Linked DNA regions of Homo sapiens: region 2 is linked to region 1. A link is a loop called in an ENCODE intact Hi-C map of the cell type or tissue named here. Cell type or tissue: HCT116. All regions are shown on one strand. Each heading gives the region's core, and the rest is flanking DNA. Links, peaks and the distances in the headings are about the cores only.

Evidence for each region. Peaks named below come from ENCODE experiments on the same cell type or tissue, not always from the same donor. Only the 100,000 strongest peaks of a DNase experiment are listed, where the experiment ranks them.
Region 2: a loop joins it to region 1, with 2.3 times the contacts of the local background. A loop is called at or near these places in 33 of 110 quality-filtered maps.

Annotation. Positions count from the first base shown.
Region 1 is chr14:50,953,702-50,956,626 of GRCh38, forward strand. LOC400212 (a long non-coding RNA gene) reads right to left here. Exons shown (of 4, transcript NR_170195.1): 2 at 2,153-2,925. Among named protein-coding and RNA genes, the nearest start is that of PYGL, 11 kb to the left of the region's middle. In HCT116, for the core only: CTCF peaks have their summits at 1,297 (motif pointing right) and 2,246; DNase peaks (open chromatin) are centred at 1,310, 1,900 and 2,220; H3K4me3 peaks cover 675 bases; H3K27ac peaks cover 1,112 bases.
Region 2 is chr14:51,085,786-51,088,710 of GRCh38, forward strand. All of the region lies in intron 1 of TRIM9 (tripartite motif containing 9), which reads right to left. Among named protein-coding and RNA genes, the nearest start is that of TRIM9, 7.9 kb to the right of the region's middle. In HCT116, for the core only: no CTCF peak of the experiment used is centred there; a DNase peak (open chromatin) is centred at 1,376.

The DNA.
Region 1 (2,925 bases), core at 137-2,636:
TTCAGCAGATAATCATGATGCAATGTGCACAAGGGACAGCCTCTTTGCTGCCTTGTCTCAGGGTCTTTGTAATGCAAACCCTCCATTGAGCCCACATTTTGACTTGCCCTTTGTACATGATTGATTAATTGCAGGCTTTAACTATATAAAACATATAGGCTTCTATAAAAAATATTATTGAATTTTAGAGTTTTGTTCCCTTATGGGGGTAAACCTAAGGAATCACAAACCCCAAATTCTCAAATGCCAAATACTTTAACTTCTCTAAGCTGTTTATCCATCGTTAAAGTTCTAACTAGTAAGGTGCTTAGATAGTGAAGGATAACACGTGTTAGCTTAAAACATATAGAAATGCCGGAAGAAAATAACTTCCCTTTCACTTAATATTTCCTAGGATGGAGGCTGGGAGTCTGAGGATATACTGTAGGCTGATCTCATATACAAATGAGGGCTTTTCTTTTTGCATTTCTTGTATTAAATAGATTATAGTTCATTGAGCATAGCTTTGCATAGCATAACCTACCTCTGTTTTTCAAATTCAATGTTTCTAATTTATTGATTTATTAGGAAAATATTTGTTAAGTACCTACTATGAGTCCAGCATTGTGCTGGACACTTAACAGTGAACCAAACTGACTGTAGAATAACAAAACACCTTGTCTCCCCAGGATCCTATCTTCTGAGAACCACCTCTTCTCTTTATTTTCCTGCTTCTGGTCTTACCTTTAAGTACAAGTCCCTATACTTACTGCAGGAATGGCTGTTTTACACCCTGACCCAGTTTTTACAACCATGACTATAGGACTCCTGTAGGGTCATGAAAGAAGAACTGGGCATTAGCCAACTTGGGATATCAACAATGCGATCATTGAATGGGTACTCACTGTGTACAAGGTACTGTGCTCGCTGCCAATGGTAAAACAATTCAGTTCATGGCATCTGCCTTACCCAGAACCTTTAAACTACTTCAAGGCACCATATTCGCATTAAGGTACAAGGCAGACTATGCTAAAGAAAAAACAAGTAGCCCAGATCTTAGGTGGTATCTGAGGTCACAGGAAGAAAAGAACATCTTGCATTTGTCTAGAAACCAAATGATAACAGCCATTTCTCTATCTTCCTAGAAGTTCCATTTCCTTCTCCACCTCATTGAATGATAGTTTCTCAGTCATTGAGTCATAATACGTTTCCAGCTTAAGATGAAAATGTAAAATTTCTCCCCACTCAGAATTTTCATTTTATGTTTTTTAGGGAGTTGATGTGTGAATTGCAGAGACAGGCTGATACCAGCAGGTGGAAGAATTCACCATTTGAACTCCACATCATAGGCTAGTGAATGGTTCAGCAGGATGTGACTGCAATTTTAATCACTGCTTCATTTCCCTTTCTTTGTTCCAGATATTTATGCACCAAAACCCTGTGAGAAAATGACCCATAATCTGAAGAAGATAAATAAAAATGGATTATTTTTATCACTCTAGACAGAGCATAAAGAGATGGCATTTTCTCCATTTTAAAATCTTAGATGTAAATACACTGAAATCCAAAGAAAAAAATTATTCTGATAAATTGGAGAAATTTAAAAATTATAAAAAAGTATGGGGTTTCAACATTCTTATGATAGATTTAAAGAACACTCAAAGTTTGATGTGCTGGTGGCTTGGGCCTCCCAGTGAACCACATGAGCTTACAGGATTAGGGTCGTGAAGTAGAGGGAGCGGTGCTGGGGTCCAGCACAGGGTTTCAGGCCTGTCTGGGCACACCTGTGAACTGGTAAGACAGGCCTGGGCGAACTCTATGTGCCTAGGGGAGGTGGAGCCATCTGGGAAAGATGTCAGATCACACCCCCTGCTGGGATTTAGATGTATGCGGACATGTCTAGCAAGCTGTGAGGGCTGAGAAGCTTCCTGGGTGAGAACTCACCCTAAGGGCAGGAGTCTGCTGATTCACTTCACCCAGGAAGAAGCCTTAGTTGTCAGAGGGGAGCAGTAAGTCTGACTATGGCATGGTAGCAGTTTCTGGATTCTGTTCCCTGGTCCAGCTACCTAGAAGCCTGTATACCCTGTGGATGTAGAGGGCTGTCAGCAAACCCTGAAAGAATTTTCTCACCAAGCTTTGTAGAAAATACTCAGACTCAGAAACAGCATCATACCATCTAACTGGAAGAAGTGAGTCATTCTCTTGTATCTTAGAGGAGGATCTGGATGAACTGTGATGACCAGTGGGGCAGGGCGTGGCCAGCAGGACTGGGAGCAGCACATGGAGACACCTCCTGGAGACTCCTAGAAATACAGGACATGATAGTTGGAGGTTTGGTGAGACAAATGGGAGTGAGAACTACTGGCATTTGTGTTGGAGTTAATGGAATGCCCTCTGATTCAAAGACTCAGGGGAACTGGAGAGGTATGCATCTCTCTTTCACACATATTCACCACATATGCACATCTCACATCTCATATATGTGTGTATATGTGTGTGTGTGTGTGTATATATATATATATATATATATATATATATATATATATATATGTCAAGTTATCAGAGTTTTCAAACATTTACTAAAAGAACTTTATTTTTTTTTCCCAAGGCAGAAGAATTTTTCTTAGTACAGAACAAAATAGAGTCTCCTCTGTCTACTTCTTTCTACACAGACACAGTAACAATCTGATTTATCTTTCTTTTCCCCACATTTCCCCCTTTTCTATTCGACAAAACCGCCATCGTCATCCTGGCCCGTTCTCAATGAGCTGTTGGGTACACCTCCCAGACGGGGTGGCAGCCGGGCAGAGGCGCCCCCCACCTCCCAGACGGGGCGTCGGCCAGGCGGAGTTGCCCCCCACCTCCCGGACGGGGCGGCTGCCGGGCGGAGACTCTCCTCACTTCCCAGATGGGGTGGCTGCCGGGCGGAGGGGCTCCTCACTTCTC
Region 2 (2,925 bases), core at 116-2,615, 130 kb after region 1:
TTTTATGTCTGTAAATTTTGGGATGCATTATTTTGTTAGAAGAGAGACAATGCTCCATGGTTGAGCTGGTAAAATCTTACTGTCTATTTGTTACTTAGTTCTGACAGAGAAGCAGGATGAACCCCATCTCTGTCAGGTAAGGTAATTATATAGGTAAGGTAATTAGGCCTATACCTCCGATGATCTGGTCTGTGGAATATTCAACATACTTGTCACCTCTTTCCTCATGCACCACAATTTCTTTTCTAAATTTATTTTGTCACAAGGAATCTTAGGAGAAAAATGACTCAATTTCTCAGTAATTTTCATATACGAGAACTAAAGGAGTCCAGCTATTTGTTATGTCATTGAAGTTTGTAAGTTCATAAAACTGTGCTTTATAGGTATGCTTCCTGGGCTTATCAGAAAGTAGAACAGAACAGCAGTTAAACATGTGAGTTGTAGAGTCAGACAGCCAGGATTCAAACTCTGACCCTGCCAATTACAACGGGTGTGACTTCATAATCTTCCTGTGTTCCAGTTTTCTCACAGGAAGATGTGTGGATTATGAAGATTAAATGAGAAAATGCTGTAAAAATCTTTAGAGCAGTGCCTGCATGTAGTAAGTGCCCAGTACATTTTAGCAAAAAGTATAAAATACAGGCTTTCAAATTTAATGATTACTGTCAGGCTAATTTGAGAAATTTAAAATACCGGGTTATATTGCTAGTTATTAGTCTTCCTCTACTGATTATTTTCTTCATTGAACCAACCTTTATCTAACTTCTACTAAGTACAGAAACGGAGTAAAAGAAGATAGATAAGAAACAGTCTATGGAATTGAGTTATTAGGGTTCAGTGGAAGATTTCTCACAGAAGCAATTATAATACAGTGGGAGGATGCTCAGGGTTAGAATACAGATATGGACGCTATGGAGGAGGGTGAGCTGAACAGGTGACAGGGCTGGGAAGAGAGTCTGGGACCAAACTGTGAAGAGGAAGGGGACTGAAATGACCAGATCTGTTTCAGACAATCAGGTACAAGCAGGAATTGAAACCACGGAGTGGATGAGTTTCTTGAGACAGGCGTGTTGAGGAGGGGGGAAAAGTAAATGATGTTTATTTATTCATGACTAGACACTCAAAAAAAGTTTTCTTGCTTTTGCAGCTTAAAATGAATCAGCCAAAATGAAGAAAACTCCCTCTCTACAGTTATTTAATAAAAAAGTGTCTGCAATTAAACACAGCTGGGGTGGGGGGAGGTGGCGGGCACTGCTGGTGCAGGTGTAACTCTGGTAGGTGGGGTAGCAGCATCAGGTTCCCGGTTGGCAGGCTGGTCTGGTCCACAGCTGTGGAGGCTGACTCATCTCAACTGGGTGTGGCCAGGTTAGTTGGTCTGGTGATCTGAAGGTTTGGTCTAAGAAACTGGGGGAGGGCAAGCGTAGTGGACAGGAAGGGAGGGGCTCTATGGAGAAAGTCAGAGGGTGTCAAGGAGAAGATAGCTAAGCAGGCAGATGGGATTGTGACTAGACCCATGGCCAACATGCTGCACTTTAGGCCTGGATAGTTTAAAAAGAAGGCAAAACCAGGGCCAAACAAAAGTGAAATGATGTCATGATGATTTCCCTGACACAGATGCAGTTAGAAAAAAGAAAACCTGCTGTTAGATATATTTTGCTTAGGTTTCTTGGGTAATCTCACTTGGAGTTAGGTCTCAGTTTAGGATAGGGGCCCAGTTTAGGGTTGTGAGAACACCCCAGGGGAATGATCTTGGCTTTGAGATGTCCTTTGGGCTGAATTAGATATGCTGCTTAACAAAACCTAGATGGTCTCTGATAGTGTAGGTACACTGTGGTGGCCATTTTATAGATAACTCTTGTTCTAAGGTTAAAAATTGACCCAAAATGTCAATATAAAAATATTAGCAAAACCTGGAATGCATTAAACAAGCATTTACTTCATAAGTTGTTATGCTATGTTGTCCCCAGAGCAATATTAAAGTTTTAAGCTTTTCATATTGTCTTTTTCTGCTCATCAAAAGTATCTTTAAAACAATCTATTTTTGTATACCACAGATTAATGAAAAACTCAATTAGACCAGTCATTTGGTATCATGTATACAAAACCTAAAAGTAGTCTAAAGTAGAATGAAGTGGTGGTTTTTAAAATTATATTACATTAATATTCCTCATGCCTAAAATCATTTTTTGAGTTATTTACAATAGAAAGGGGGACAACATGTATTCCAGTCCATACATATAAATACTACAAAACTTATGTTAATTATTTTTACCTCTTTGACTTTTAATGTTTAAAAAATAAAATAAATTTAACTTTTAACATTTGCTTTAAGAATTAATGCAAGATTTAAGATTTAAGGATAGGTTTGCTGCAGGCATAGTTTTAGGTATTCTAATCTACATAGACAAGAAATGAATAACAATTACTTACTAACTTATTCACTAATAACTACCTGAACTAGTGTTCTCCAAACTTGTGTGGCACTCTAACAGAGTTTCCAAAGTTAGACAAATTTGGAAAATGCTACATTGAATCAAGTGGCTTTGTTTGTTGCAGGATGTGTATACATAGGCATATTGATACAATATACAATGTGAACTACCTGCAGCCTGTTCAGAATGGAGAGTCTCAAACTTATTTAACTATGGAAAACTCGTGGGAGCAGAGTTTGAGAAATGCTGACCTAGAGTATAGATAAAACAAAAAGAATTGTGGAGTGCTCATACATATCTTCAGAGGTTTTCTTGCCTTTGAAAACAAACAAATCAATTATTGGCAGAAGTTCGATTTCAGGACCTCCCTGTCTGGCCTAATGTTCTTAAAAGTGTCATCACTACATACATGGAGTAATTTCGAGTTGGTAAAAAAAAAAAAAAATCTCTTCGGCCTCTTTGTGAAAAACCTCACAATAAAAATAACTGAAGA